2 separate regions of the Homo sapiens genome follow, and region 2 is linked to region 1. A link is an interaction called in ENCODE POLR2A ChIA-PET data of the cell type or tissue named here. Cell type or tissue: GM12878. All regions are shown on one strand. Each heading gives the region's core, and the rest is flanking DNA. Links, peaks and the distances in the headings are about the cores only.

Evidence for each region. ChIA-PET counts read pairs that join two places held together with the same protein. Peaks named below come from ENCODE experiments on the same cell type or tissue, not always from the same donor. Only the 100,000 strongest peaks of a DNase experiment are listed, where the experiment ranks them.
Region 2: POLR2A ChIA-PET joins it to region 1 with 5 read pairs; 5 of 35 experiments call an interaction of 5 or more read pairs at or near these places.

The regions. Positions count from the first base shown.
Region 1 is chr1:1,455,545-1,470,938 of GRCh38, reverse strand. ATAD3C (ATPase family AAA domain containing 3C) reads right to left here. Exons shown (of 12, transcript NM_001039211.3): 6 at 15,023-15,148; 7 at 14,590-14,714; 8 at 13,759-13,810; 9 at 11,708-11,778; 10 at 10,022-10,189; 11 at 8,231-8,339; 12 at 776-2,555. The coding sequence ends at 2,409. Among named protein-coding and RNA genes, the nearest start is that of ATAD3B, 8.5 kb to the left of the region's middle. RefSeq lists enhancers at 8,294-8,353, 8,374-8,453, 8,539-9,313. In GM12878, for the core only: no CTCF peak of the experiment used is centred there; a DNase peak (open chromatin) is centred at 8,270; H3K4me3 peaks cover 1,059 bases; H3K27ac peaks cover 569 bases.
Region 2 is chr1:1,561,822-1,577,215 of GRCh38, reverse strand. SSU72 (SSU72 homolog, RNA polymerase II CTD phosphatase) reads left to right here and starts at 2,353. Exons shown (of 5, transcript NM_014188.3): 1 at 2,353-2,738; 2 at 12,300-12,443. The coding sequence starts at 2,659. SSU72-AS1 (SSU72 antisense RNA 1) reads right to left here and starts at 2,269. Exons shown (of 1, transcript NR_197593.1): 1 at 145-2,269. RefSeq lists enhancers at 1-162, 2,080-2,149, 2,160-2,269, 6,230-6,731 and silencers at 561-730, 2,390-2,549, 2,790-2,869. In GM12878, for the core only: no CTCF peak of the experiment used is centred there; no DNase peak of the experiment used is centred there.

The DNA.
Region 1 (15,394 bases), core at 6,338-11,337:
TTTTCACTTATTTTGTGATTCTTCACTTGCTTCAGGCCATCTGGACGTATACGTGCAGGCTTGGGCTCAGAGGACTGACAGTTCACATCTGTTCCCCTGGTCATCTGCTTTGACCTGAGTCACCTTTAGTTACCCGTCCCATAACTGTTTTTCCTGCCAAACCACTCACCCCGCCACTCTGGCCCATACTCCTGCTCTCTTTAAAGCCAATGGGCATTACTTTAGACTGCGGTCTAACCCTAGCCAATAGGGGAACCACACAGCAGTAGGGGCTACCCGCGTCAGGAATAAGAACCCCTTCCCCTCCCTTGTCCAAGCGCTTGCCATTGCTCCATCTATGAGACCCCCCCTTCTATAGAAGTAAATTATCTAGCTGAGAAAACTTTATATTCGAGTTCTACTTCTTTGGTGGCACAGAAAATTTACATATAACACAGCTGCAGAGATCTCATCACTGCACTCCAGTCTGGGCGACAGTGAGACTCTGTCTCAAAAAAAAAAAAAAAAAAAAAAGCCAGAAAATGCCAGCCAGGCACAATGGCTCACACCCATAATCCCAGCACTTTGGGAGGCCGAGGTGGGCAGATCACCTGAAAACAGGAGTTTGAGACCAGCCTGGCCAACATGGTGAAACCCCCGTCTCTGCCAAAAATACAAAAATTAACCTGGGCATGGTGGCATGCGCCTGTAATCCCAGCTACTCCAGACGTTTAGGCATGAAAATTGCTTGAACCCTGTGTCATGTGCATCTGTGTGAAGAGACAACCAAACAGGCTTTGTGTGAGCAACAAGGCTGTTTATTTCACCTGGGTGCAGGCGGGCTGAGTTCAAAAAGAGAGTCAGCAAAGGGTGGTGGGATTATCACTAGTTCTTACAGGTTTTGGGATAGGCGGTGGAGTTAGGGACAATGTTTTGCGGGCAGGGGATGGATCTCACAAAGTACATTCTCAAGGGTGGGGAGAATGACAAAGAACCTTCTTAAGGGTGGGGGAGATTGCAAAGTACATTGATCAGCTAGGGTGGGGCAGAAACAAATCACAATGGTGGAATGTCATCAGTTAAGGCTCTTTTCACTTATTTTGTGGATCTTCAGTTGCTTCAGGCCATCTGGATGTATAAGTGCAGGTCACAGGAGATATGATGGCTTAGCTTGGGCCCAGAGGCCTGACACCCTGAAGGTGGAGGTTGCAGTGAGCCGAGATCACACCACTGCACTCCACCCTGGGCGAGCAAGACTCTATTGCCAAAAAAAAAAAAAAAACAGACCAGGCACGGTGGCTCAAGCCTGTAATCCCAACACTTTAGGAAGCCGAGGCAGGAGGATTGCTTGAGCCCAGGAGTTGGAGACCAGCCTGGGCAACAAAGGGACCCTGTCTCTACCCAAAAAAATAAGAGAGGAGAAAAACCAAATGAGTTCCCCAGCCATAGTCAGACGCCCCTGACCCCCACCCCCACCCCATGGCTGTAATCAAGGTTTTGGTTATTTAGAGGTACAGTCTCACTCTATCATCCAGGCTGGAGTGCAATGGTGCGATCTTGGCTCACTGCAACCTCTGCCTCCCATGCTCAGGCGATCCTCCTACCTCAGCCTCCAAGCCAAGAAGCTGGGACCACCGGCATGTGCCACCTGGCCCTTTTTTTTTTTTTTTTTTTAGAGGGAGTTTGACTCTTGTTGCCCATGCTGCAGTGCAATTCCATGGTCTCAGCTCAGTGCAACCTCCACTTCCCGGGCTCAAGTGATTCTCCTGCCTCAGCCTCCTGAGTACCTGGGATTTCAGGCACTTGCCACCACGGCCGGCTAATTTTTTTTTTTTTTTTTTTTTTTTTTTTTTTTTTTTTAGGAGAGATGGAGTTTCACCATGTTGGCCAGGCTGGTCTGGAACTCCCGACCTCAGGTGATCCACTCTCCTTGGCCTCGCTGAGATTCCAGGCGTGAGCCACCGCGCCCAGCCCCATCATCAAGGTTTGCAGGGACTAGCTGCAAAGCGCGGGCAGGGGCGGCATCTATTTGAAGCCGCTGTGTCTGTTTCGCGTGCACTTCCCTCCACCGTGTGTCTGGCCACAGGCAGCTCTGGCGGAGGGGAGGGAGGCGAAGGGGCACCCGCGTATGCACGGCCTCAGGATGGGGCACGGGCACCCGGCCCCGCCGTGGCAGCCACCTCCTGTGAAGCCCACCCCTCTGTGGTTAAATCCTCCAGAAAGCCCCAGCTTCTGCCTTTTCTGTCACCTTTGACCCCAGGGGGACGTTAGGGGGCCCCAAACCCCGCCCCGTGTCAGCCAATAGACACAGCGGTGCGGCCCCCGTGGGACTTTATTACGGGGAGTATTTCCTAAATGTGCGGGGCCGCAAAGGCAGGGGTGGGAGGGGTCCGCGGCCAGGCTCCGTGAGGTGTGGTCTCCCCATGGACTCAGGATGAGGGTTGCTCGTCCTCGGGCCCAGGCCTCTCCCCCTTCAGCCAGCGCATCATCTGCTGGTGCTGCTGGACAAAGTCTTGCACGCAGGCGTCCATCATGGCCTCGGTCAGGACCCCGTCCTTGGAGGCATACGCCGTGGCCTAGTGGGGAGAGAGGGAGCTGAGGGAGGCCGCCATGGGAACCCCCCACCCCAAATGCACGCCAGGGCCCTGAGGTGGGGAGGGACCAAACCAGGGGCTCCAGGATGGCCTGAGCGTGAAACACAGGCTACCCGCACCTCGGCAGAGCCCAGCACGTGTGTGGACACCGGGGGCAGCCCCTGCAGTGCCCACAGCCCTGCCTGCGTCCTCAGCACCAATGTTGCTCAATGACTTTCTAATAGAAAGCCCAAGGCGGAGCCTCACTGACGGCCGACCCAGGGCAGCTTCCCAGAGGCAGGTGGGAACTGCAGACCCTCTGCGTGTCTCAGCCGTGGTCAGGCAGTGCCCCCGGGTCATAGTGCACCTCAGACCCTCAGACCCTGACCCTCACAGGCCTCCAGGGCAGAGGCAGCCACTGCCCACCTTGAGGCACGTGGCTGGTGGCACCAAGGCCACCTCTGCCCCCACCTCCCTGTCCTCCTGGGCACAGGGCTTGGCATCTAGCATGTGAAGGCTGGAGCTGCTGGGGCTGTGGCCCTTGGTGTGGCTTCAGGCAGCCTCAGGTCCAGCCCTTCTGCCATGGACAGGTCACTCTCCATCCCAATGCCAGCAAAGGGCATGGAGTCCCCAAGGGGAGGCACCCATGGGTCAGGGTGAGGGTGTGGGGACCCCCACTGGGCGCCATGCTCAAGAGCGCACCAGGACGCCTGGAGGAAGCACAGGGCAGGGGACCCTTCCCGGACAGCTGAGCGGGTCCCTAGCCCCATCCCAGCTATGCCTCCCAGAGGCAGGATTCATCTCACGGGGTGCAGGGGCAGCAGCACACCATCCTCCCACAACACCGTCACCACGATAGAACCTGCCATGGGGATGACCACGTGGTGCCCGTCCCCTCTGCCAGCGCCCATCCCTCACCAAGAGCCACTGTGTGGGGAGACACTGACCGGAGCCGGACCACCACTGTGGGTCGGGGGCCCGGGAGCGCAGGAGACACTGACCGGAGCCGGACCGCCACTGTGGCTCAGGGGCCCAGGACTGCTCAACATCATTTTTGGTCTTGAGCCCACCCAAGAGAGGGCAAACAGGTGCAGGGACCCTCAGGGTCCACCCGAGTGGCTGCACCTCACCCAGGGCCCAGCAGAGGAAAGGGGGTGAGCAGATGCTCACGGAGCCACCCCTCCAGGAAGCACGGGACCTGGCAGGAGCCCACCAGAAGTGACAGCTAAATGTCACGTGGCCTCCTGGGTGGGATTCTGGGGCAAAACCTGGTCGCGGGTGGGTCCAACAGTGACACATGATGTTCACCACGTGGCAAGGTCCCAGGCCCAGGAAGTCTCTGTGCTACTCTTGCAACTTTTCTGGGAACCTAAAATCTTCAAACTATAAAAGTTGAAAGACAAGACCTGGACCTGATGTCTTCACATGTGAATTCACAAAACATTAAGAAGAATCAGTACCACTCCTCAAACTCTTGGACAAATTGAAGAACATTTCCTCACTCATCCTAAGAGGCCAGCATTACCCTCATATCAAAGCCAAAGACACCACAAGAAAAATGACATGCCAATATCCCTGATGAGCATCGTTGGAAAAGTCGTCAAGAAAATGCCAGCAAAACGAATTCAGGAGTATAATAAAAGGATTCCACACCCTGACCAAGCAGGATTTATTCCTGGAATGCAAGGACAGTTCAACATATGAAAATCAATCAATGTTCCACATACAAAATGTTCAACATACAAAAATCAGTCAATATTAGCAGAGTGGAGGAAGGAAACCACATGACCCTCTCAACTGTTGCAGGAAAAACATTTGGCCAAATACAATTTTTTTTTTTTTTTTTTTTTTGAGATGACATCTCCTTCTGTCACCCAGGCATCTCGGCTCACTGCAACCTCCACCTCCCGGGTTCACGCCATTCTCTTGCCTCAGCCACCTGAGTAGCTGGGACTACAGGCACCCGCCACCACACCCAGCTAATTTTTTATATTTTTTAGTAGAGACAGGGTTTCACCATGTTAGCCAGGCCAGGATGGTCTCAGTCTCCTGACCTCATGACCCACCCGCCTCAGCCTCCCAATATGCTGGGATTACAGGCGTGAGCCACCGCGCCCAGCCATTTTTTTTTTTTTTTTTTTTTTGAGACAGAAGTTTGCTCTTCTTGCCCAGGCTGGGGTGCAATGGCAGGATCTCGGCTCACCGCAACCTCTGCTTGCCGCATTCATGCGATTCTCCTGCCTCAGCTTCCCAAGTAGCTGGGATTATGGGTATGCACCACCACGCCCAACTAATTTTGTATTTTTAGTAGAGTCGGGGTTTCTCCATGTTGGTCAGGCTGGCCTCGAACTGCCGACCTCAGGTGATCCACCCACCTCACACTTTTATGATAAAAACACTCACCAAACCAAGAATTGAAGGACACGCCCTAAACACAATGAAGACCATATATCACAAGCCCACAGGTGACATACTCAGTGGTGAAAAACTGGCAGCTTTTCCTCTGAGTAAGGAACCAGGCAAGAATGCTTTACTGCTTCTATTCCACATACCACTGGAAGTTGTGGCCAGGGCCATTAGACAAGAAAAAGAAAAGTCATCCAAACTGAAAAGGGAGAGGTAAAATCACCTGTTCTCAGATGATATAATCTTATATGTAGAAAATCCTAGAATCCATATTGGAAAAAACAACCCTGTGACATCAGCAAAGTTACAGGATACAAAATCAACAGCAAAAACAGCTGCAATTCTACATACTAACAATGAATAATCTTTTTTTTTTTTTTTTTTTTTTTTTAAAGACAGTCTTGCTCTGTCGCCCAGGCTGGAGTGCAGTGGCACGATCTCGGCTCACTGCAAGCTCCGCCTCCAGGATTCACCCCATTCTCCTGCCTCAGCCTCCCGAGTAGCTGGGACTACAGGCACCTGCCGCCACGCCCGGCTAATTTTTTGTATTTTTAGCAGAGATGGGGTTTCACCATGTTAGCCAGGATGGTCTCAATCTCCTGACCTTGTGATCCACCCACCTCAGCCTCCCAAAGTGCTGGGATTAAAGGCATGAGCCACCGCGCCTGGCCCACAATGAATAATCTGAAAGGGAAATTATGAAACCATTTCCATTTACAATAGCATCCGAAAGAATAAAATACTTTGAAATTCACTTGACCGAGAAGGTGAAAGACTTGCACAGTGAAAACTGACCGGGCTCCGTGGCCCACACCTGAATGAATCCCAGCACTTTGGGAGGCTGAGGCGGGCAGATCACCTCATGTCAGGAGACCGAGACCAGCCTGGCCAACATGGTGAAACCCCGTCTCTACTAAAAATACAAAAATTAGCCGGGCATGTTGGCGCGTGCCTGTAATCCCAGCTACTCAGGAGGCTGAGTCAGGAGAATCACTTTAACCCGGGAGGCGGAGGTTGCAGTGAGTTAAGATCGCAACACTGCACTCCAGCCTGGGCGACAGAGCGAGACTCAGTCTCAAAAAGACAAAAAGAGAAAACCACACAATATTGCTGAGAGACATCAAAGCAACATAGAGACTAAATGCAATCCCTGTGAAAACCTCAATTATGTTTTACAAAAATAGGAAAACCATTCCTAAAATTCATATGGAATCTCAAGGGATCCTGAATAGCCCAGACTGGAGTTCAATGGCACCATCTCAGCTCACTGGAACCTCCGCCTCCAGGGTTCAAGTGATTCTCATGCCTCAGCCTCCTGAGTAGCTGGGATTACAGTCACACACCACCACGCCCAGCTAAGTTTCGTATTTTTAGTAGAGACGGGGTTTCACCATGTTGGCCAGGCTGGTCTTGAACTCCTGACCTCAGGCAATCCACCCACCTCAGCTTCCCAAAGTGCTGGGATTACAGGCGTGAGCCACCGTGCCCGGCACAAAAAGAAAAAAACTCTTGAAGGACAAAGTTGGTGCTGGGCGTGTTGGCTCACCACCACCGCTGTGAGCAGTGCAGGATGAGTGTCCTTATAAGGGACACCAGAGAGAGCTGAGTTGCTCTCTCTGCCACATGAGGACCCAGCAAAGAACACTCCACAGGGAGGGACCGAGCTGGCACCCTGACCTTGGGCCTGTAGCCTTCAGAGCTGTGGGCACACACGCCCCAGTGGTTATGGCAGGCCCAGCAGTCGACCACACTCCTGTTCTTTTTTTTTTTTTTTTTGAGACAGTCTCACTCTGTTGCTCAGGCTGAAGTACAGTGGCACGATCTCGGCTCACCACAACCTCCACCTCCTGGGTTCAAGCGATTCTCCTGCCTCAGCCTCCCGAGTAGCTGAGAATACAGGCATGCACCACCACCATGCCCGACCAATTTTTGTATTTTTAGTAGAGGTGGAGTTCGACATGTTGGCCAGGCTGGTCTCGAACTCCTGGCCTCAAGTGATTCTCTCTCCTTGGCCTCCCAGCATGCTGGGATTACAGGCATAAGCCATGACCAAATTATTCTTATTTTTTAAGACAGGGTCTCACTCTGTAACCCAGGCTGGAGTGCAGTGGCACAATCACAGCTCACTGCAGCCTCCGCCTCCTGGACTCAAGTGATCCTCCCACCTCAGCCTCCCAAGCAGCTGGCATCACAGGTATGCACCACTAGGTCTAGCTAATTTTTTTTATTTTTTGTAGAGATGGGTTCTTGACTTGCTTTCCAGGCTGGTCCTGAACTCCTGGTTTCAAATAATCTGGCTGACTTGACCTCCCCAAATGCTGGGAATACAAGCATCAGCCACCACCATGCCCGGCCTCTGCTTTCTTAGTTGTGGAAACAGACCTGGTCCCAAGTGGGGATGGCCTGGAACAGAGACCTCAGCTGACCCAGAAGGACGGGGTTTGAGATCTGGGGTTCTTTGTCACAGCGGCATAACCCAGCCTGTACTGACTAATACAGCTCCCTACATACCCCGGCTCCTACGTTCAAATCAAGGTAGTTGGCTACTTCATTAAGCTGTCACACATAATGTGCTGCTAGATCGAGTGACCAGATTGTCACACAGACTCTGTGGACCCCAGAGGCAGCGATGCCTGTGCATGGCCAGGGTGCCTTCTGCCCCACAGACCTGGTTTTGCTTTTCCAGCAACCCCCAAAGACCAAAGCTTTCTGGATGGCCGTGCCCACACTCCTGTGAGTCCCAGCTCCTTGGCCCTGGGGCAGCCATGGAGCTGCAGGAGGGGTGCCCCTGAGAAACAACTGGCTGTGGGACAATCAGAGGCCACAACTCCCACCCATGTGTCTGGGCCCGTCAAGCAGGACCAAGCCAATGGACTTGGTCCAAGAAACACAACGTCCCTCCACCCCCACCACCAAACTCACAAGGGGCCTGTCCTGATGACCATTCACACTGGGGGGTGCCTGTCTGCCAAGGTGAGCATCAGAAGCCTCCCGCCCCACCTGGCAGAGCCCGGGCTACTAGGAGGCCGCACTGGCTTCCTGACCTGTGACCGTCAGCCACTGACATGGCCCCACCCTTCTTGCTGGAGCAGGTGCACGCTGCTGCGTGGAGTGGCCCAACTGGGGCAGGGGCCCCGTGTCACATCTGTGCACTGAAAACCCCTCAACAGAAGCTCCCACGTGACACCGGTGCTGGGACAGGCCTGGCGCAACCAAGCATCTGCACAGCAGCTGGGCTTCCATCTGGGTGGGTGCACCCGAGCCTGACTCACCTGCCAGGACACGGCCAGCTGTGCGATCTTCCGGCATGACATGCCCTCTGTCAGCCGAGCGATCTCTAAGCACTTCCTCCCGTAGTCAAACTGGGCCAGCTTCAGACGCCTGGGGAAGGAGTTCCCAAGTGGGCCGGCCAAGGCAGCAGCTCCCACACCACGAGGTGGAGGCCGGAAGACAGGCAGCCAGGCGGACACCCATGCCAGATGCCCCCTTGAGAGGGACTCTCTACCTGTGACAGCCAAGTTCCGCCCCCTTCCTGACGCAAGCCAGGCCTGGGCTGAGCAGGAAGGGGGCGGCTGTGGGGCCTGGAGATGGCCGCACCCCTTCCTAACACCAGCCCTGTCCACTCAGCACCCACAGGGCGCATGGCCGTTAAACTGGCAGTGGCAGAGCCCTGAGTTCTAGCAAAAAAGCTTCTGCCTGGAGGCCACAGAAGCCAGGTCATGGTGCCAGAGCTACGAGCAGCCATGGGTGTCGGGGAGCCCAGGGAAGGGGAGGGCATAGGGAAACTGAGACCCGGAAAGCTGGTCTAGCATGGAGCAGGCGGCAGTGGAGGGGTCGGCAGGGGAGAACCAGGCTCTCTTTGGAACAGAGCAGCTTTTGTCGTCACTGGCGACAGCAGGGATTTGGGTCAGGTGCACAGAAGGACTCAGAAACCGGGGCCCTGGGGACGCCAAGAAGTAGAGCAGCCTCTGCTCATCTGGAGTGTTCCCGAGGCAGCCAGTGTGAGGCGCCAGGGCCCCTCATCACCTGGAGGGCTCTGCCCACCGTGCCTGCTGCACCCACCGCCAGCAACAGGGAGCCTGACAGCCTCAAGGCACATGTGCAGCAGGAAGCAAGAGCCGCGCCCCACACCACGAGGCTCCAGGGCCGGGTGTGGCAGCTGCAGGGAGGCCAGGCCAGAAGCCAGCAGTGGACCATGAGGAGCCTCTCCCTCTAGTCCCGACATGGGGGTCTCATGAGGAGCCTCTCCCTCCAATCCCTACATGGGGGTCTCATGAGGAGCCTCTCCCTCCAGTCCCTACATGGGGGTCTCATGAGGAGCCTCTCCCTCCAGTCCCTACATGGGGGTCTCATGAGGAGACTCTCCTTCGAATTCCGACATGGGGGTCTCAGAGCAACACTCCACGTCACCTCCCCTCACTGCCAGGGTCTGGGGGTGGCCAGGTACAGGATTTCCTCACAGCTCTCCGCGTAGTGAAGAGGAACGTAAAAGAGGCCGGGCACAGTGGCTCACATCTGTAATCCCTGCACTTTGGGAGGCTGAAGCGGGCGGATCACCTGAGGTCAGGGGTTCAAGACCAGCCTGGCCAACATGGTGAAACCGCATCTCCACAAAAAATACGAAAAGTAGCCAGACGTGGTCGTGGGCACCTATAATGCCAGCTACTCAGGAGGCTGATGCAGGAGAATCGCGTGAATCCAGGAGGCAGGGGTTGCAGTCAGCTGAGATCGTGCCACTGCACTCCAGCCTGGGGGACAAGAGCGAGACTTCGCCTCAAAAAAAAAAATGTTAAAGGTTTGTAAGTGATAGTGGACTGTGCCTCCAAACCAGAAGACACGCCACCAGGCTGTTCTCAGGTGGGGATGAGGAAAGGGTGGCAGGACCTCCCTGGATGCGGCCTCTGGGACCCTTGGGGCCCACAGGGCTCCTGCACGAAACCGCAGGGCAGGGAGGTGGTGCCCATCCTGGAGACAGGGCCTGCTGGGTGTGTCCGGAGAACAGGAGCAGGGGTGGACCCTGAGCGAGGGCCCCTGGACGGGGGCTGGTGGGGCGGGACACTTACCGCTTTCCTTCTGTGGCCGGCTTAAGAACATACTCGTTAAGATACATTCTCACCAGGCGCGCCCGCTCCTCCTGCCCTGGCAGGTCGAAGTGGACCATCACGTCGATGCAGGCATTGATGGCCCAGTCGAACTGCTCGGGGTGGCAGCTGGCCAGGATCAGCATGAATCTGCGGGGCGGGGATGGGGAAGGAAACGCTGGGGCTGCCGGCCGAGCTGTCCCCAGGGGAACAGGTGCTCCTCAGCCCCCTCAGGAAGACTTTCTGGGAGAATCTAAAGTGGCAGCTTGTGAGCACAGGAAACATGGGGAGAACGCAGCCACAGCCATGGTCACCCGCCTGCCTGCCCCACCACGCCCAGCTGTCCCCCTGCCCGGCTTCCTGGGCCTCTGTTCTTGCCCCGTGTGGTACTTCCCCGCTGACCGTCGCCCAGCCTGATAGGCAGTGCCGGGAACACCACTCCCTCCTGCTACCTGAGCCCCGCTGTGCTGGGAGCAGGGATGCGGGACCCAGAGTCCATGTCAAGATTGTGGCCACGCTGGCCAGACGCAGTGGCTCACGCCTATAATCCCAGCACTTTGGGAGGCCGAGGCGGGTGGGTCACCTGAGGTCTGGAGTTCAACACCAGCTGACTAACATGGTGAAACCCCATCTCTACTAAAAAAGAAAAAATACAAAAAATCAGCCGGGTGTGGTGGCGCACGCCTGTCATCCCAGCCACTTGGGAGGCTGAGGTAGGAGAATCGCTTGAACCCAGGAGGTGGAGGTTGCAGTGAGCCAAGATCACGCCATTGCACCTCAGCCTGGGCAGAAAAAGCAAAAACTCCATCTCAAAAAAAAAAAAAAAAAAATACTGCCACGCGAGCCAGGAGCAGGACCTCGGGGGCCCGGGTTCACTGGAGGCTCAGCAGGGCCCCAGCCTTGCCTCTCTGGGAAGGACCCGAGTCAGGGCTCCAGGGAGCGTCTACCGGCAGCAGCTGACCCAGGAGCCCAACGTGCCTGAGGAGTCAGCCACGGCCGACCAGCAGGACTTGATCCTCCATGTGACACGTGACTGGGGCTGGAGGGACCCAGGAGACCAAGAAAACTCAAAATTAGGGGACTTGGGAGGGACTAGGGAGACTGGCCATGGGGCGGTCACCCTATGGGGGACATCTGGGCGGCAGCCCACAGAGGCCACACAAAGTCGGGTGGGCCCCAAGCCTGGAGGGTGCACCCTTGGCCAGCATCCGGGCGGGGGACCAAGGTCCCAGGTTCCGCCCCGACACACAGGACCTGCTGGTGTCCAACTTCCCGTGGGAGCAAACTTGTCTCCATCTCCCACCCCAGGGCACACACACCCTCCAAGGGAGACCCAGCAGAGCCTCACACGATGAGACCACCTCCCTTGCAGGCACAGGACCGCAGAAACCTAGGGGCAGAGGGACCTGCAAGCTGGGGCGGCGGTGCACAGGGCCGTGAGGACAGGACTGACCCCAGCTCTGCCCGGGAGGCCCCCGCATGTTCCTCAGTGACACCCCGTGCTGTCCTGAGCTGGGCCGTTCCCAGGGGACATCCAAGGTGGGCACGTTGAGGCCACGGCAGCTGCCCAGCACTGTGAGCCAGGGCCCCTCAGGTCCCTCGGTGGGAACCAAGGGTGACGGCTGCACAGCCCTGCCCGGGGGCCCAGGACCCGAGGGGCTCCCTCACTTGTTGCTGTGCTGGCCCGTGCGGTACAGGAAGGCGTTCAGTGTGGCCCTGAGGTCCTCGCTTATCTTCTCCTGCAGAGAGAAGGTTCCAGCCTTAGGCACCAGGAGCAAAGCCTTGTAAACAGCCACAGCAGAAAGTCCCACAGGCCTCCCTCCTGCAGGGAGCAGGGACATGGCGACACTTTCACGGATCTAGACTCAAAAGCCTGACCAGGGCCAGGGGCGGTGACTCACGAATGTAACCTGGATTTTGGGAGGCTGAGGCAGGCAGATCACACGAGGTTGGGAGTTTGAGACCATCCTGGCCAACATGGTGAGACCCCGTCTCTACTAAAAATACAAAAATTAGCCAGGCGTGGTGGCACACCTGTGGTCCCAGCTACGTGGGAGGCTGAGGCACGAGAATCACTTAAACCTGGGAGGCAGAGGTTGCAGCGAGCTGAAATGGCACCGCTGCACTCCAGCATGGGCGACAGAGTGAGACTGTCTCAAAAAAAAAAAACAAACCCTGACTGGGCGTGGGGGCTCATGACTGTAATCCCAGAACTTCAGAAGGTCAAGGCAAGAGCATCTCTTTAGCTCAGAAGTTCGAGCCCAGCCTGGGCAACAAGGGGAAACTCCATCTCTACTAACATTACAAAAAAGTTAGCTGGGGCCTGGCGCGGTGGCTCACGCCTGTAATCCTAGCACTTTGGGAGGCCGAGGTAGGCAGATCACCTGAGGTCGGGAGTTCGGGACTAGCCTGACCGGCATGGAGAAACCCAGTCTCTAGTAAAAAAAAAAAGACAAAATGAGCTGGGTGTGGTGGTACATGACTGTAATCCCAGCTACTTGGGAGGCCGAGGCAGGGGAACTGCTTGAACCCAGGGGGCGGAGGTTGCGGTGAGCCAAGATCGCGCCATTGCACTCCAGCCTGGGCGACAGAGACCCTGTCTTAAAATAATAACTGTATGGCTGGGGGTGGTGGATCACGCATGTAATCCCAGCATTTTGGGAGGCAGCAGCGGGCAGATTATTTGAGGTCAGGAGTTCTCAACCAGCCTGACCAACATGGTGAAACCCCATCTCTACTAAAAATACAAAAAACTTATCTGGATGTGGTGGCACACACCTGTAATCCCAGCTACTCAGGGGGCTGAGGCAGGAGACCAGCTTGAACCCAGGAGGCGGAGGTTGCAGCGAGCCAAGATTGCGCCACTGCAAGCCAGCTTAAGGGATAGAGTGAGACTTTGTCTCAAATAAATAAAAATAAAAATAGACCGGGTGCAGTGGCTCACACCTATAATACCAGCACTTTGAGAGGCTGAGGCAGGGGCATTACAAGGTCAAGAGATCTAGACCATCATGGCCAACGTGGTGAAACCCCATCTCTACTAAAAATACAAAAATTAGCTGGGTGTGGTGGCGGATGCCTATAATCCCAGCTACTTGGGAGGATGAAGCAGGAGAATCGCTTGCACTGGGAGGCGGAGGTTGCAGTGAGCCGAGATCACGCCACTGAACTCCACTCTGGCAACAAAGCAAGACACCATCTCAAAAACAAAACAAAACAAAACAAAAAACACTCAAAAGCCAAACCTTAACTTTAAGCTGACCTAAAAAAATGCTGTTTTTTTTGTTTTTTTTTTTTTTTTTTTGAGATGAAGTCTCGCTGTGTCGCCCAGGCTGGAGTGCAGCAGCACGATCTCGGCTCACTGCAAGCTTCGCCTCCCGGGTTCACGCCATTCTCCTGCCTCAGCCTCCCGAGTAGCTGGGACTACGGGCGCCCGCCACCACGCACAGCTAATTTTTTTTGTATTTTTAGTAGAGACGGGGTTTCACCGTGTTAGCCAGGATGGTCTTGATCTCCTGACCTCGTGATCCACTTGCCTCGGCCTCCCAAAGTGCTGGTATTACAGGCGTGAGCCTCCACACCTGGCCAAAAATGCTGTGTTTTTCACACAAAACTTAGAGAAAAAGAAATTGAGCAGTGGGCTGCGGCCTGGCCCAGGATGACAGCCGCACACACCCCACCACCCTCCTGTGGCCAGACAGAGGCTTAGTGACACTCACAGTGGCTCGCTTCCGAAGGAAGGCGTCCGCTTCATCCACAAAGAGCAGGAGGCTGTGGACGAGAGGGAGGCCAAGCTGGGTGAGAGTGATGCCAGGAGCAGCCCACAGCGGCGTCCGGCCATGGCAGGAGCAGGCCAAGCAGGCAGATCCCCACGGGGTCAGGCTCTGCCCCACGGAGCCCTAAGTCCTGGACCTGACAGAAGCTGATCCACCGACAGAAGCAGACTCTGCCCCGCAGGCTTCACCCCCACTCAGCCCAGTGCAGCGCTGGTGGCCGCTTAGAGTCCACACCAGGGACAGGTCTTCTAAAGTGAAAGGTCAAAGGCCAGAGGGGAGGGTGCCAACCATGAGCATCGTGGTTCCAACGAGGACAGCCGAGGCCACAAGGGTGCCCGGGCTGTGCCCTGCGCGGGGTCACTGTGGGACCTATTGAAGGGAGTGTGCCATGCTGTCTTCAGCTAACTTTCAAATGGTTCTAGAAAAGGCAACCAGTGCCCACGCCCACCTGCAGGCGTGTTGGGGGGAGGGCGGCTGTGGAGGAGCCTCCCCTGCAGCTGTGAAGACCCCTCTCCCCCTGCACCCACCCACCTCCCTTCTGCCCTGAGCCAAGTATCCCACTGGCAGCCTCCACACGCTGGGGGCCTCGTGTCCACCAGGGTCCACACTCAGGGGACTTTCCCTCCGAGGGACCCTCCACTGGGCCTCCTGCGTGGCCACAAGGACAGAGCTGCAGAAAGACAGGGTCCCCAAGAGACACCTGGACCCCCTTCCCAGAAGGCAGCCTGCTGGGCCGCAGCCAAGGGCCTGGTGCATGCTGTGGGGACGTCTCACCCGCGCCGGCTGGTATTGGCCCAGTCAAAGAGCTTGTGCATGGCGGTCACGCCTTCCCGCCCCATGGGGGCCACGTCCCCGCCTGTCATGATGGCGTAGTCCATGCCTGAGTGCAGGGCGAGTTTCTGGACAAGAAGAGTGAGGGGAGACAGAACAGATGTTCCCTCCGCCTCTGCAAAGCCTGCACACTCCACCCGGAGTGTGGAGGCTCTGCCCAGCGTCCCTGCCTGGAAGCCACAGCCTGCCAGACAGGAGACGTCCCCCGCCTGGAAGATGGGAGGCGCTGCTGCCCACACCAGCACCCTGAGCCTACACGAGGGTGGGCAAAGGCCTAAGGGGGGTCCATTCCCCAGGCAGCTGAGCCCCCCAGACACCTGCAGGCAGGTGAGACCCCAGCGGCCCCTGGCCCACCTGTTCAGCTAGGCACTCTCACCTTGGCAAACAGCGTCTTCCCGGTGCCTGGTGGCCCGTACAGCAGGATGTGCCTGTACAGGCCCCGGTTCTTCTTGATGTTCCTTGTCATTATGGCGATGTCGCGCACCCGTGCTTCCAGGCTGGGCTGCCGAGGAAGACAGGGGCTTGGAGGACACAGTCTGCACCCACAGAAGCCTCGGGGGCAGGGGCTGCGAGAATGCCTGGGTGTGGACTCCGCTCTCCGGGGAGCCACCCAGCTCGTGGGCAGCCTATCTATCCCCGGCACGGTCCAAGCAGTCGCATCTCAGGACCCAAAAGATCCTGGGCGCCACCAGGAGCGCCAGCAAGGGCCACAGCCCAGCCCAGCTCCGGGGTCCCCTCCCTGCGCCTC
Region 2 (15,394 bases), core at 5,938-10,937, 110 kb before region 1:
TAAGAGATCTTTAGTACCTATTGGTTAAATAAGGTATTAAATAAGTATGTCAATACTATATGCTGTATGTGGGTAAATTCCTCTGGAACACTGAGATCCATTTACACACAGAAAGAAAACAGGCACATGGTTACAAGTCTCGTGTAATTTCTATGGCCATTTTATTTATTCAATTGGCTTCCTTTAATCTCTATTTTTCTATTTTTGTTTTCTAATTTTTTTCTTTTTAATTGCTTTCCTTTAAGCCTAGGTTCATGGGTCAAAACCAATATGCAAACTGGGATAGTCATATTATTATTGATTTTACCTTGTATTTTCCCCTTTTAAACTTATTCATTGCCATATTTTGCAAAAGGACAATTTCTTTTTTTTTATTTTTTTGAGATGGAATCTCACTCTGTTGCCAGGGTGAACTGCATAGGCACAATCTCAGCTCATAGCAACCTCCGCCTCCTGGGTTTAGGTGATTCTCCTGCCTCAGCCTCCTGAGTAGCTGGGACTACAAGTGCGCACCACTACATCCGGCTAACTTTTGTATTTGTAGTGGAGACAGGGTTTCACCATGTCGGCCAGGATGGTCTCGATCTCTTGACCTCGTGTTCCACCCGCCTCGGCCTCCCAAAGTGCTGGGATTACGGACGTGAGCCACCGCGCCCGGCTACAAGTACAATTTCTAACAGAATAATGCTGACACAGCACTTTGAGATGATAGAAAGACTACAGAAGTGACAAAAGTTGAAGTTAATAATGGACTCCAGGTTAGACTTAGCCTGAGAGCCACACCCTTCAAACCTCCTTTGATGCTCAAATATGGTAAAAAAGGGTTTTGACAATGACTCCCAGCAGCCACTCTCTCCAGTGTGGGACCAGACCAGCTATCTGGGACAAGTTCATCCCAGCACGGGGACTATCAAAACCTAATTACAGGATGACTCATTAGTGATGCATTTGGAGAAAGATCTCAATCAAAAGGGGAAAATACCCAAGTTGTCAAATAAAAGTGGACTCACTTATGTTTAAAAAATACCTTGACAAAGACAGCTGGGAAAGGCCATGGAGAATTCTCATGAATCAATAATAAGAAAAACTATCACAAGATTCTGCAAAAACCACAACCTTGCACTAAGGCAATCTTACACAAAAAATACTTCAGCAAGGACAGCTGCCCAGCAACTGCCTGTCCAACCCTGGAACGGGAGTACACTTGTTTTTTTTTTTTTTTAGACGGAGTCTGGCTCTGTCGCCCAGGCTGGAGGGCAGTGGCGCGATCTCGGCTCACTACAAGCTCCGCCTCCCGGGTTCACGCCATTCTCCTGCCTCAGCCTCCCGAGTAGCTGGGACTACAGGCGCCCGCCACCACGCCCGGCTAATTTTTTGTATTTTTAGTAGAGACGGGGTTTCACCGGGTTAGGCAGGACGGTCTGGATCTCCCGACCTCGTGATCCGCCCGCCTCGGCCTCCCAAAGTGCTGGGATTACAGGCGTGAGCCACCGCGCCCGGCCGGGAGTACACTTGTTACTGTTCTTTGTAGCCAAGGTTAATTATTTCCAAACCATTATCTTCCTCTTCATTTTTTCTTTAAAAACCATTACTTTCCTGAATGCGCAAATCGTTTACTATGGCACGCATATTCGCCAACGCCCTATTCCCAAATAAATATCATTTTCAGTTAGCCTGTTATTAGGTTGACAATCATTATCACTCCCTCTCCCGTCCGTGGCGCTCCCACGGCAAAACATCAGCCCACTGTCCACCGCGAGGCTGCATCCAGGCAGACAGGCATAGCTGGGGAATGACACACTCGCGTTGACTGGATTTACTGTAACTGGACCCAAATCTCAGACCAGCCGGCGGCCTCTCCAAGGAAGCCCGAGGCGAGGAAGATCCTAGTCGACGTGCACTCCCAACCAGGTCTGTCACAGGTCGGCCCTCGCATTTAAACGTTAAATGTTGAAGGGCTTTCATAAAAGAGCGATGTGCTCCTGCTTGTATGAGCCGGGGCCGGAGGCCGGTAACAGCGGCACGGGACGGGAGCGAGCCTCAGAATGCGGGAATGTCTGTGGGCCTCCGGGACAGTGGAGGGAGCGGGTCTAGTGAAGCGCGACGACTCTGGGGTGGCAGAAGTGAGGACTATGGGCCCCACGGGGACCGAGGGAACGCACAAAATCGTCCCAAGAGACGAAACGCCGGGCCGCGGAAGGGCCCTCAATGCTATCTCCGGCAAGCGCGGCGTTTCGCATCGCTCCCAAAGGCGGCGGCGACACCTTATGACGTCCTGTTGTTCCGCACGTCGTCGCGTCACACTAGGCGCCGGCGCGGGGTGCTGATGTCAGGACGCCGCCGCTTGGCGCCGTGACGCTCAGCCGGGCCTTGTGGAGTGCGGGTCTCTGCTGCGGACGCCGGGGGCCGGCGCGGCGTTGGCCGCCCCCGGCCTCGCCGAGTGCAGCGCGCCCGAAGGCCAGTGCCTGCGCTCCGTCCGCGGCCCGGCGCCCAGGGTGGGCGGGGAGGCCGCCGCGCAGTCGCCGCACGCTACACCGCCGGCGCCGTCGTTTCGCGTCGCCCGCTTCCGGCCACCGCGGCCGCCATTTTGTTCGCGCGGAAGCGCCGCGGTAGGGTGGGAACCCAAGCGGGAGAGCCGCGGGATTTGCGGCCGCCGCCATGCCGTCGTCCCCGCTGCGGGTGGCGGTGGTGTGCTCGAGCAACCAGAACCGGAGCATGGAGGCGCACAACATCCTCAGGTAGTTGGGCTCCACCCTGTCCCCGCGCGCTCTGCTCCGGCGACCGGCCCTCCCTCCTCCCCGGTTCCCCCTGGCCCGCGCCAGGACCCCTGAGAGGAAGCCGGGCCGGGCCGCGCTCGTGGGTCGGCTGGTTGGGATGGCAGCTGGACGGCAGCGCGCGTAGTCCACACGCGGGTGGGCATCACAGGGAAGGCAGGTTCCGGGACGAGGCGCCCGCTGTCCGGTGGTCCTTCGAGCTCTCCGAGGCCGGGCCCGGGGGGCGAGGGTAGCGTCCGCGGCGAGGGGCTGCGCGGCGGCGGCCGATCATGGTATTTCGTGTGCGTCGTTGGCCACCTTCCCTGGAAACGGCGCGCAACACAATCACGGCATACCACGATGTTGTAAATAACAAAGCGGTCTCTTTTTTTAATGCCATGGATTTGTGTGTTTGCTACTTCTTCTTCTTTTTTTTTTTTTGCGAAAGATCCTCTCTTCCTCCCTGGAACGCCTCCAACCGGTAGTTTCTGGAATACAACGTGGACTTGGTTTGGCTCTGCTAGTTTATATTCCCTGCTAACTGGCCGCCTGTGACTCTTGCGTAGCGTATGTCTAATGAAAGTTTATTCCTGCTTGATAACAAGTTTTTTGTTCAGTCACATAGCAAACTGAGAAACTGACCACTTGACTTACAGTTAAAATTTGGTATGTGTCAACTTTGATAGTAAGAAAGTTGAAATGGCTTTTTTACCTCCAAAGTTACCTACGTGAACTTTAAATGAAAACAGTGTTTCGCTTCTCTTCTCGCAGTCCAGCTATAACTTTCCTGAGCAACTTGGGAAAATTAACAGTCCCCCTTTTTTTTCCGTTTTTAACAGTGTCACGTGGGCCAGGCACGGTGGCTCACGCGTGTAGTCCCCGCACTTTGGGAGGCCGACGCACGCGGATCACCTGAAGTCAGGAGTTGGAGACCAAAAAACACCCCCCAAAAATCAGTGTCAAGTGTTCATGATCTGCTGATTCTTTCTCTTTATTCTTTTCTTTCTTTTTTTTTTTTTTTTTTTTTTTTTTTGAGACAGAGTCTTGCTCTGTCGCCCAAACTGGAGTGCAGTAGCGCGATCTCGGCTCACTGCAACTTGTGCCTCCCGAGATCGAGCTATTCTCCTGCCTCAGCCTCCCGAGTAGCTGGGACTACAGGCACCGGCCACCAGGCACGGCTAATTTTTTTTTTTTTTTGTATTTTTAGTAGAGACGGAGTTTCATCATCTTAGCCAGGATGGTCTTGATCTTATGACCTCGTGATCTGCCCGCTCGGCCTCCCAAAGTGCTGGGATTACAGGCGTGAGCCACTGCGCCCGGCTTTTTTTGTATTTTTAGTAGAGACGGAGCTTCACCATGCTGGCCAGGCTAATCTCAAACTCCTGACCTCAGGTGATCTGCCCGCCTCGGCCTCCCAAAGTGCTGGGATTACAGGCGTCAGCCACCGCATCCGGCCAAAGGTTGTTTTTAAAACTAGAAATGTGCTAGAATTACATTGTGCTGGATCTTCATTTATAAACTGCAGTTACCTGTAAAAATTTGATACATTTAAGCAAAACAATGCAAGGCTCACCCCCCCCCCCCCAAGACAAAATTATTGTTAATTGGAATAACAAATGGGCTGGAGACCTTCTGGTTCTGCTGGTTCTCCTTGGTGATCCTTTGTTCAAGATTTTCTGCTGTACCTGCATAACAAAGATGGAGTAGGCCGGGCGCAGTGGCTCACACCTGTAATCCTAGCACCTTGGGAGGCCGAGATGGGCGGATCACAAAGTCAGGAGATTGAGACTATCCTGGCTAACACGATGAAACCCCGTCTCTACTGAAAATACAAAAAAATTAGCCGGGCGTGGTGGCGGGCGCCTGCAGTCCCAGTTACTCGGGAGGCTGAGGCAGGAGAATGGCATGAACCCAGGAGGCGGAGCTTGCATTGAGCCGAGATCATGCCACTGCACTCCAGCCTGGGCGACAGAGCAAGACTCCATCTCAAATAAATACATAAATAAAATAAAGTTGGAGTAGAATATATATTTTTTTTCTTGAGGGGGAGTCTGTAGCCCAGGCTGGAGTGCAGTGGTGCTATCTCAGCTCACTGCAAGCTCCGCCTCCTGGGTTCACACTATTCTCCTGCCTCAGCCTCCTGAGTAGCTGGGACTACAGGCGCCCGCCACCACGCCCGGCTAATTTTTTTGTATTTTTAGTAGAGACGGGGTTTCACCATGTTAGCCAGGATGGTCTCGATCTCCTGACCTCGTGATCCGCCTGCGTGGGCCTCCCAAAGTGCTGGGATTATAGGCGTGAGCTACTGCGCCTGGCAAGATGGAGTAGAAATCTTAACAAAAGGAAATGTTTTAAAAATTCTATTTAGGGCTGGGCGCGGTGGCTCACGCCTGTAATCCCAGCACTTTGGGAGGCCGAGGCAGGTGGATCACGAGGTCAGGAGATCGAGACCATCTTGGCTAACATGGTGAAACCCCGTCTCTACAAAAAATACAAAAAAATGACCCCGGCATAGTGACGGGCGCCTGTAGTCCCAGCTGCTCAGGAGGCTGAGGCAGGAGAATGGCGTGAACCCGGGAAGCAGGAAGCAGAGCTTGCAGTGAGCTGAGATCCGGCCACTGCACTCCAGCCTGGGTGACAGAGCGAGACTCTGTCTCAAAAAAAAAAATTATTTAGCTATCTTGTTAATAAAATCAGGTTTAGCGGCTACTTTAAAGACATGCCAGTCATAACCTCGCTGAGACGATGACTGAAGATGACCAAGTCCTTTTTAGTTCAGAGTGGCCAGTGGCCGTTGCTGGCAGAGCTGTGGTCTCTGGAAAAGGAGCGGAGAGCACCTCTGAATAATGAATTCTTGGGTGTGCTTTTACCTGTGCCGCCATCATTCAAATTTACTCATAAAAGAGTAGACTCAGAAGAGAGTCAAAAGGAAGTAAATTTAAGGTGACATCTATTATGGATATCATGAATATGGATATCATGAAGTTAATTTAGACATAGACCTTCAATTTCCTTTTTTTTTTTTTTTGTTGAAGTCGGAGTCTCCCTCTGTCGCCCAGGCTGGAGTGCAATGACACGATCTTGGCTCACTGCAACCTCTGCATCCCAGGTTGAAGCGATTCTCCTTCAAACCCTCCGAGTAGCTGGGACTACAGGCGCCTGCCACCACTCCCAGCTAACTTTTTTTTTTTTTTTTTTTTTTTTTTTTTTTTTTTTTTGAGATGGAGTCTCACTCTGTCGCCCAGGCTGGAGTGCAGTGGCGCGATTTCAGCTCACTGCAACCTCCGCCTCCCGGGTTCATGCCATTCTCCTGCCTCAGCCTCCTGAGTAACTGGGACTACAGGCACCCGCTACCACGCCCGGCTAATTTTTGGTGCTTTTAGTAGAGTCAGGGTTTCACCGTGTTGGCCAGATGGCCTCGATCTCCTGACCTCGTGATCCGCCCGCCTCGGCCTCCCAAAGTGCTGGGATTACAGGCGTGAGCCACCGCGCCCGGCCAAATTTTTTGTATTTTTAGTAGAGATGGGGTTTGACTGTGTTGGCCAGGGTGGTCTCGATCTCCTGACCTCGTGATCTGCCCGCCTTGGCCTCCCAAAGTGCTGGGATTACAGGCGTGAGCCACCACGCCCAGCCTGCTTGTTGCAGAAATTCTTACTGTAGAAAATGAAAGTGGTCTCTCAGAGGTACCATTTTGGTGTCCGTCTGTCTCCATGTGTTCACGCATGCATCGGGGATAAGCTCTTGTTCTGTTGTCTGCTCCATAGTTAGTATTCACATCATTAGTTTCCTTTTTTTGCCACGAGATGGCTTATTTTCATTATTCATACAAATAATTTTCTATAATACCCCAGTCAAACGGGAGAATTTGGCAGTCCGATTTTGGGGTGGGGGGGGTCCCTGCAGAGACTCACAGACTGGTGGCATTGGCGCTGAGTGCCCAGGTTCACAGCACAGCTTGTGGCTTGTGTCCATCTTGCATGTGGCTCTTCCTCCATGTCATGACTGGGGTCTCGGGGGTAACGGGCAGGAAATCCTTCAGACTCTTAGGAAATTTCACTCCACTTCTCCTGGCCTCTGGTCGGCAGGGTGTTCTTCCATGTCTCGGTTTTCTAGCTTGGCCTTATTGAAGTTGGAATTTATGTCTGTTGTCATTTTCCCTTTTTTTTTTGTTTTTTTTTTCAAGCCAGAGTAAGGCTGGAGTGCAGTGGCGTGATCATAGCTCACCACTTCACCCTTGAATATCTGGGCTAAAACGATCCTCCTGCCTCAGCGCCCCAAAGCATTTGGATTACAGGTGTGAGGCACCGCACCCAGAGCATTTTTGCTTTTGAAAATTACCTGTTTATGTCCTTTGTCTATTGATTTGGGTTTATTTAGAGAGTTTTAATACTCAGAAACTCTGTGTGATAGTGCTTTTCTGTTACACTGGGAAAGCTTGTGAAAGTCAGATTTAGAGAGTCTTTTAGGCGTTAAAAATGATGTGAAAAGCGTAGGAAATGCTTATGGTAAGTGAAAAAAGCAGGAAAATTGTATGCAGTTGGGTAGGGCTACATAAAACTGCACAGGAAAGCTGAAATAAAATTGTCAGAAGGAATTGTAGTTAACTGAGCAGGCACAGTAGCTAGCTGATCAGTGAACCTCGCCCCTTTTAAAAATTTTGGGCCTGGCAAGGTGGCTCTTCGGCCTATAGTCCAGCACTTTGGGAGGCTGAGGGAGGAGGATTGCTTGAGCCCAGGAGTTTGAGCCCTGGGCAACACAGTGAGACCCGCTATCATTACAAAACATTTTAAAACTTAGCCACATGTGGTTGCACATGCCTGTCATTCTGGCTGCTTGGGAGACGGGGCAGCAAGATCACTTGAGCCCAAGAGGTTGAGGCTGTGGTGAGCTATGACTGTGAGCTGTGACTGCGCCACTGAACTCCTGGCTGGACGACAAACCAAGTCTCTGTCTCTAAAAACAGACACAGTAACAATTTCACCCTATTGAAAATCAGCGTGGACTCTATTTTCCTGATAAATCCAAGTGATAGTAAGTGTCGACATGTTAGCGTTCTCTGGGGTGATCATCTTTGGTGTTAGAGACTAAATTGTTTCAAATACCAGAGTCCTGGGAGTCCTCATGTTTCAGGGCAGCGCCAGAAGACTCCGCCGTACGTTTCCACAGAGCCTCCTGCGCTTGGTGCTCCAAGGATTAAAGTGTCCCCTTGGAACCAGTTAGGTTTTTTGTTTGTTTGTTTTGTGGCTTTTTGTTTTTGTTTTTTTGTTTTTTTCTTTTATTTTATTTTTTGAGACGGAGTCTCATTCTGTCGCCCAGGCTGGAGTGCAGTGGCAAGATCTCGGCTCACTGCAGCCTCTGCCTCCCGAGTTCAAGCGATTCTCCTGCCTCAGCCTCCTGCGTAGCTGGGACTACAGACATGCACCACCATGTCCAGCTAATTTTTTTGTATTTTTAGTAGAGACGGGGTTTCACCATGTTGGCCAGGCTGGTCTCAACCTCCTGACCTCAGGTGATCTGCCTGCCTTGGCTTCCCAAAGTGCTGGGATTACAGGCGTGAGCCACCGTGCCTGGCCTTATTTATTTATTTATTTTTACAGACAGGGTCTTACTGTGTTGCCCAGGCTGGTATTGAACTCCTGGCCTCCCAAGTAGCTGGGATTACAGGCATGAGCCACCACGCCTGGCTAGTTTTGTATTTTTAGTAGAGACGGGGTTTCTCCATGTTGGTCAGGCTAGTCTCAAACTCCCGACCTCAAGTGATCCGTCCTCCTCCGCCTCCCAAAGTGTTGGGATTACAGGCGTGAGCCACCATGCCCCGCCTGATGGCTTCTTTATGATAGTTTTTTGGAGTTTTTTTGAGACAGAGTCTCACTTTGTCACCCAGGCGGGAGTGCAGTGGCACCATCACGGGGCCCACTGCGACCTCCACCTCCCGGGTTCAAGCGATTCTCCAGCCTCAGCCTCCGGAGTAACTGGGATTACAGGCGCGCACCACCACGCCTGGCTTTTTTTATTTTTTTATTTTTTTTTTAAAGTAGAGACGGGGTTTTGTCATGTTGGCCAGGCTGGTCTCAAACTCCTGAGCTGAAGTGATCCACCTGCTTGGTCTCCCAAAGTGCTGGGATTACAAGCCCTCTGATAGATTTTTGGTACTTGTAAAGACAGTTGTTTGGCATACCAGACAAATACTTGTCTGGAAGATTAGTTTACAAAGGCGTTGGCCCTTCAGGCGAAGCCTGTTGGTGTCAGGAGTGTTTTCCAAGCTGTCCTTGCTTTTATGTAAGAAACGCTGTTGAGTCGCAAGCTGGCTGCCCTGTCGGTTGCATCAGTTTGGGAGAAATACTGCTTCTGTTGCTAAATAGCCTTTTTGCCATTCGTGAACCTTTTGTTGGGGGAAAAACAAACTGCATTTTGTTTTTAAATAGGCTAACTTAAAGGAACGTCCAGCAGGTGGTGAGTTCTTGTTGGTGTTGGGAGGCAGGCTGTCTCCTTTGGCTGCTGTGATCACGCTGATCCTGGGCTTCTTTGTGCGATTTTTTTTTTTTTTTTTGAAACAGAGTATCGCTCTGTTTCCCAGGCTGGAGTGCAATGGCGCGATCTCGGCTCACTGCAACCTCCGCTTCCGGGGTTCACGCAATTCTCCTGCCTCAGCCTCCCGAATAGCTGGGATTACAGGCGTGTGCCACCATGACTAATTTTTGTATTTTTAGTAGAGATAGGGTTTCACCATGTTGGCCAGGCTGTTGTCGAACTCCTGACCTCAAGTGAGCCACCGCGTCCGGCCCTTGTTTGTGCTTTGACGGAACATATTTTATTGTATGTTGTCTGAATTGGTAAGGAAGTCATTTTAGGCTTGTTGTTTCTCACGTGTGCTCCCTGTGGTATGCCTTGTGTCTGGGCCTCCGTCACCCTCTCAGTCACAACCAACAGTTGACTTTATTGCTTTAACCTCATGTTTCCGTCAGGATCTGTGGTTATGACTGAATGTCAGGAATTTTAATTTTAGCATTTTCACGTTTATTTCACAGTCCGGGTGCCGTGAACACGGGTTTGTAGTCATGAATCGCTGCTATTGTGCCACATTTCTGGCCGTGTGTGGTAGATGTTTGGAGAGCCGGGTTGTGTAGCTCGGAATATCTAGGGATGTAAGGACTGACGCAGCTGTCATCAGCCTCAGGGGACTCAGGTGTTTCACGTACACTAGATGAGCACATCTTCTCTGTGTGTGTGGGTGACGTGTGTGGTGGCGCAGCAGGGTGCCCTTGGGCTCTTTTGCTTCCTCTACTCATCTTCGGAGGTGCGCGTGGAGCCGCATGGCCTGTCCTGCCCCATGGATGGATTATTCTACTTGTCTGTTCTTTTGTGGCTGTGGAAGGCCGGCAGTGGGCATCCTGCAGGCAGCCATGTTGCAGAGGCACGTGTATGTCCGTAGGGCGGGTTTCTAGAAGCCAGTGTCTGTGAGAAAGGCACAGGTAGTTTTCACTTGCTGGGTGTTGCCCCATTATCCGCATAGAGACTGGTTACACTCCAGCAGCCCCCTCTGCCTGAGTTTTTCCTCTCTTGTGACACTGTTACTCATTCAACATTCAGTAATTTTTTTTTTTTTTTGAGACAGGGTCTCGCTCTTGTCGCCCAGGCTGGAGTGCAGTGGCGCGATCTCAGCTCACTGCAACCTCTGCCTCCCGGATTCAAGTCATTCTCCTGCCTCAGCCTCCCGAGTAGCTGGGACTATAAAAGCGCCCGCCGCCTCGCCCGCCTAATTTTTTGTATTTTTAGTAGAGATGGGGTTTCACCATGTTAGCCAGGCTGGTCTTGATCTCCTGACCTCATGATCTGCCCACCTCGGCCTCCCAAATTGCTGGAACTACAGGCGTGAGCCACCGCACCCGGCCTTACTTTTCTTTTTTTAAAATAATATGGAACTCCTCACGTGTCTGTGTGTCATTCTTGCTCAAGAGCGAAGCAGCAGCACTTTTCTGAACAAGAATGACAGGCCTGTAAGAGGAGTTTAGTGTTAATGGAAGTGTATGTGCGCCCTGCGCCCTGAGCCAGGCAGATTCCTTCAGATGCAAACCTTTTGTGATTTATAAATAAAGCTAGGTTGAGAAGTCTATATTTTTTAGGTAATTATAAGTATCAGTTGTGACTTTACAAGAACACATGTTCTATACCAAAGTAACTTTTTTTGTTGTTTTTTTGGGACAGAGTCTCGCTCTTTTGCCCAGGCTGGAGTGCAGTGGTGAGATCTCCAATGTCTGCAACTTGTGCCTGCTGGGTTCAAGCGATTCTCATGCTTCAGCCTCCCAAGTAGCTGGGATTACAGGCACGCACCACCATGCCCAGCTAATTTTTTTTTTTTTTTTAGTAGAAACGGAGCTGGGGTTTCGCCTCCTGGCCAGGCTAGTCTGAAACTCCCAGCCTCAGGTGATCCATTTGTCTCGGCCTCCCAAAGTGCCTGGATTGAAGGTGTGAGCCACCGCACTCGGTGCCAAAGTAACTTTTTTACATGTAACTTGTTGTGACAAACTTAAGTGTGCTTGTCAGCGATGACAGAAGAATTTTCTGGTCTTACCACACTCCATCAGTGTTTGGAGACGACCTCTCTTTCTCCTTGCGTGAACTAGAGCTCATTGGTGGCACATGACACACGTTTCCTGTTCAGCTCTTTTCTCCAGTTGATTAGGAAAAGTATTTGGTCAGTTTCCTCACCTGTGACTAGGAAGTCCAAGGAACAAGCACCGTCGGACCCATCGCGGCATCTGTTCTCTGCCTGCAGCAACCCTGAGCCTGTGGGACTCCTTTGGGTGTTGGGTCTCGGTTCCCATGGAGCCACATCGTGGGGGTGTTGGGAAACTGGGGGAGACAGAGTTTCCTGTGGTGGAGCGGGCAGTTGGACCTTTGTGAGTCCCTTAGGAATCCTGTGAACTTGGATCCTCCAAAGCCAGGACGTTGGTCGATGGCCAAAATGTTCTGATGAAATCTTCCCCAAGTCCACATCAGTCAGTCCTTTCAGTTTAAAGTAAAGCCTTAAACAAGCTATGATGTTCAGATGTGGCTTTGTGATGGTCAGTTCTGGTTTGATTGCTTTTGTGTAACTTGCTACAGCCTGTCGCCCAGGCTGGAGTGCAGTGGTGCTATCTCTGCTCACTGCAAGCTCCGCCTCCCGGGTTCACGCCATTCTCCTGCCTCAGCCTCCCGAGTAGCTGGGACTACAGGTGCCCGCCACCGCGCCCGGCTAATTTTTTGTATTTTTAGTAGAGACGGGTTTTCACCGTGTTAGCCAGGATGGTCTTGATCTCCTGCCTTCATGATCCGCCTGCCTTCATGATCCGCCTGCCTTCATGATCCGCCTGCCTTGGCCTCCCAAAGTGCTGGGATTACAGGCGCGAGCCACCATGCCCGGCCTAGATTAAAAATTTGAAGACATATTCTCTACTATGAGCCAATGAAATTACTCATTTTGTTTCTATCCCATTTGCTGTCCCTTGCTTTTGGAATTTTGTGTCTTAGTGTGACTGTGATTCTTTCTCTCCTTTTGTCTTTCAGCAAACGGGGATTCAGCGTCCGATCCTTTGGAACAGGGACTCACGTGAAGCTTCCAGGACCAGCTCCCGACAAGCCCAATGTTTATGATTTCAAAACCACATATGACCAGATGTACAATGATCTTCTTAGGAAAGACAAAGAACTGTATCCCAGCGGGTTGCCCTTTAAAAACCCCCCGTGTGGTCCTCCCTGGAAGGTGTTACGTGTGGCTCGGGCACAGGAGGCGTGTCACCCTGTGCAGTGCACACACTGGCTCCTCTGTCTTTGCGAGAGCTTGGTTTCTATTCCTGGTGCACGTCGGATCGTCCACGGGTTAGTTCCAGTGCCACCCATGGCAGTAGGCGTGGTGAGGCGCACAGACACGGTGTGGGGTTCACCCTGACGTGGTTCAGCAGAGGGTCGTGACATAGCGTAGACCAGGGATGCTTAGGTGAGGAGGTGGAACCCACAAAATCCCATTGCTTTTCACACTGCAGGGCTGCCCCGTTATTTCCTTTGCAGGTTGGTGTGCGTGCGTGTGTGCGTGCGTGCCTGATACACATGGAGCCGGGCTGCTTCACACATCTGGTGAGGTCGTTAGAAGGTCAGATAAAGAAGAGGGCGGAGCTTGCTAACCAAGCTGTTAGAAGAAATAATGGGAGAGAACATTCCTTCATTTCAGGAGGACACAGAGCAGGCTAGGTCTGCCGCGAAGACTCCTATAGAGAGAAGAGTATTCTTAAACTAGATTCTGATGGACGCAACACCAGTTGCATAATGGTTATGACAATCAGTGCCCGGGTTTTTGACCAGGCATTTCATGGTCACCCCCACGCTAATGGAAAGTTTCTGGATCTTATTTTGTTATAGTGAGTGATTTGTAGTTTTCAGAACGGAGGCCAGGCCAAACGTATTCCAAATGAAAAGAGAATAGGTGTCAAATGCTAAACCTTTTATCTTCGTGTTGGCACTGTTGCCATCCCCGCCCTCTCCCGACATCCCCGCCCTTGACCAGCATCTCTGGCCTTGCCCAGCATTGTCTATGTATTGGCACTCTTGCCATCCCCGCCCTTTCCCAGCAGAGTCTCACTGTGTCACCCCGGCTGGAGTGCAGTGGCGAGATCTTGGCTCACTGCAGACTCACTGCAACATCCACCTCCCGGGTTCCAGTGATTCTCCTGCTTCAGCCTCCTGGGTAGCTGGGATTACAGGCACGCGCCACCACACCTGGCTAATTTTTGTATTTTTAGTAGTCACAGGGTTTCACCATGTTGGCCAGGCTGGTCTTAAACTCCTGACTTCAGGTGATCCACCCTCCTCGTCCTCCCAAAGTGCTGGGATTACAGGCGTGAGCCACCATGCTCAGCCCTACTCTTGTATTTTTTTTTTTTTTTTTTTTTGAGATGGAGTCAGAGTCTCACCCTGTTGCCCAAGGTGGAGTGTAGCGGCTTGATCTCAGCTCACTGCAACCTCCCCCTCCCAAGTTCAAGCGATTCTCTGCCTCAGCCTCCCGAATAGCTGGGATTACAGGCATCCGCTGTCATGCCTGGCTAATTTTTGTATTTTTAGTAGAGACGGGGGTTTCACCATCTTGACCAAACTGGTCTTGAACTCTTGACCTCGTGATCCAGCTGCCTCGGCCTCTCAGAGTGTTGGGATTACAGGCGTGAGCCACCATGCCTGGCCTCTTGGAATATTTAATAAGCTAAAAAATTCTTATACACAGGTAGATTAATTAGGTAGCCAGGAGTGGCCCCTGAAAGTATGTCTGGCAAAACCTAGAACTGCATCCTAGCCATCACTGTACCTTCTGCCCTCCCTGCTGTCTCCTCTGCCAGTTACAGTTAAAAGGTTGTGGGTGAGGACGCTGGGCAGAGTCCCAGGCGTCTGCTGTCAGCTCCCCAGCCCGGCCTGCCTGCCGAGCCATCTGGGCGTCCCACGGTGGAGAGTGTGGTGCTTGTGACGCGGTGGTGCTGGGAGCCATCCTGGTGGCAGATGTGGGCTCTCACTGCAAGTCAGTGTAAGTCCCCAGGGACTGTCAGCAGCACGTCCTGCTGCCCCTCTCTCTGCAGAAGCCCTGGTAACCTGCGTTTGGAAAAATCTCTAAGGATTTCTGAGGAGCTGTCAGGCCATGTCCTTGTCCACCCTGTGTGGGGCACGGCTTCGACATGGCTCTGCTCCCGTCGTGGGCTGAGAAGGAGCAGGTGGGGCTGTGCCTTGGAAAGGAGGCCCTCCCGACATGCCTTTGTGCGAGGTCCCTGTCCATGCTGTCTCCATCCCGGAGCCTTACGGCGATGGGTGGCCACAGAGCCTATTCCAAGAGTCTGGTTTAGGGCTGGGTCTTCCCATCTTCACCTCTGAGTCTTAGGCGATGCGTGACCACGCAGCCCCTTCCAGGAGTCTGGTTTAGGGCTGGGTCTTCCCATCTTCACCTCTGAGTCTTAGGCGGTGCATGACCACGCAGCCCCTTCCCGGAGTCTGGTTTAGGGCTGCGTGCTCAAGAGTCTGGTTTGGGGCTGGGTCTTCCCATCGCCCTGGAGGAGGCTTTTGTCTCATCTCATGATTCACATTAAACTCTGTGCCATGAAGCTTAGCCTGACATCCTGTTTTTGACAATTACTCTTCAGTTAGCACTGTTTATTTTTAAGTTCTTGTATATTCAGTAAGAGAAAGAAAAGCAGAGAGTGACGCACATCCTCACACTCCCTTGATTGGTGTAAGCTCAGCCCCTTCATGTCAGCCCACTGTGACCTCCTGGGTTCCAGACCTGGGAAGTACTTGCCACGTTCTGCAAGGACTGAGTCCAGCTTCAGCAGTCTCATCCGGAAGGACTTGGTATAGGCAGAGGATGAGCCTGTCTCTGGTCATTCTAAAAGAAGGAGCTGAGCCCAGTGTCCCAGAATTCGGAAGCTCCTCCTTTACAGAGGGACTGTAGGGGTTGGTGATCTCCCAGGAAGCATCGGCCCAGAAGAACCCCGCGTGCGTGTGTGTGCTCTTGGTGTGTGGTGGGGGGAAGGAGTGGCAGCAGGGGTGGCGCTGGGACACTGTCAGCCACGGGCTCTGCTTTGGGGACCTCGTGTGGGAAAGGCATTGCCTGTGGTGGCCCCTCAGGAGGC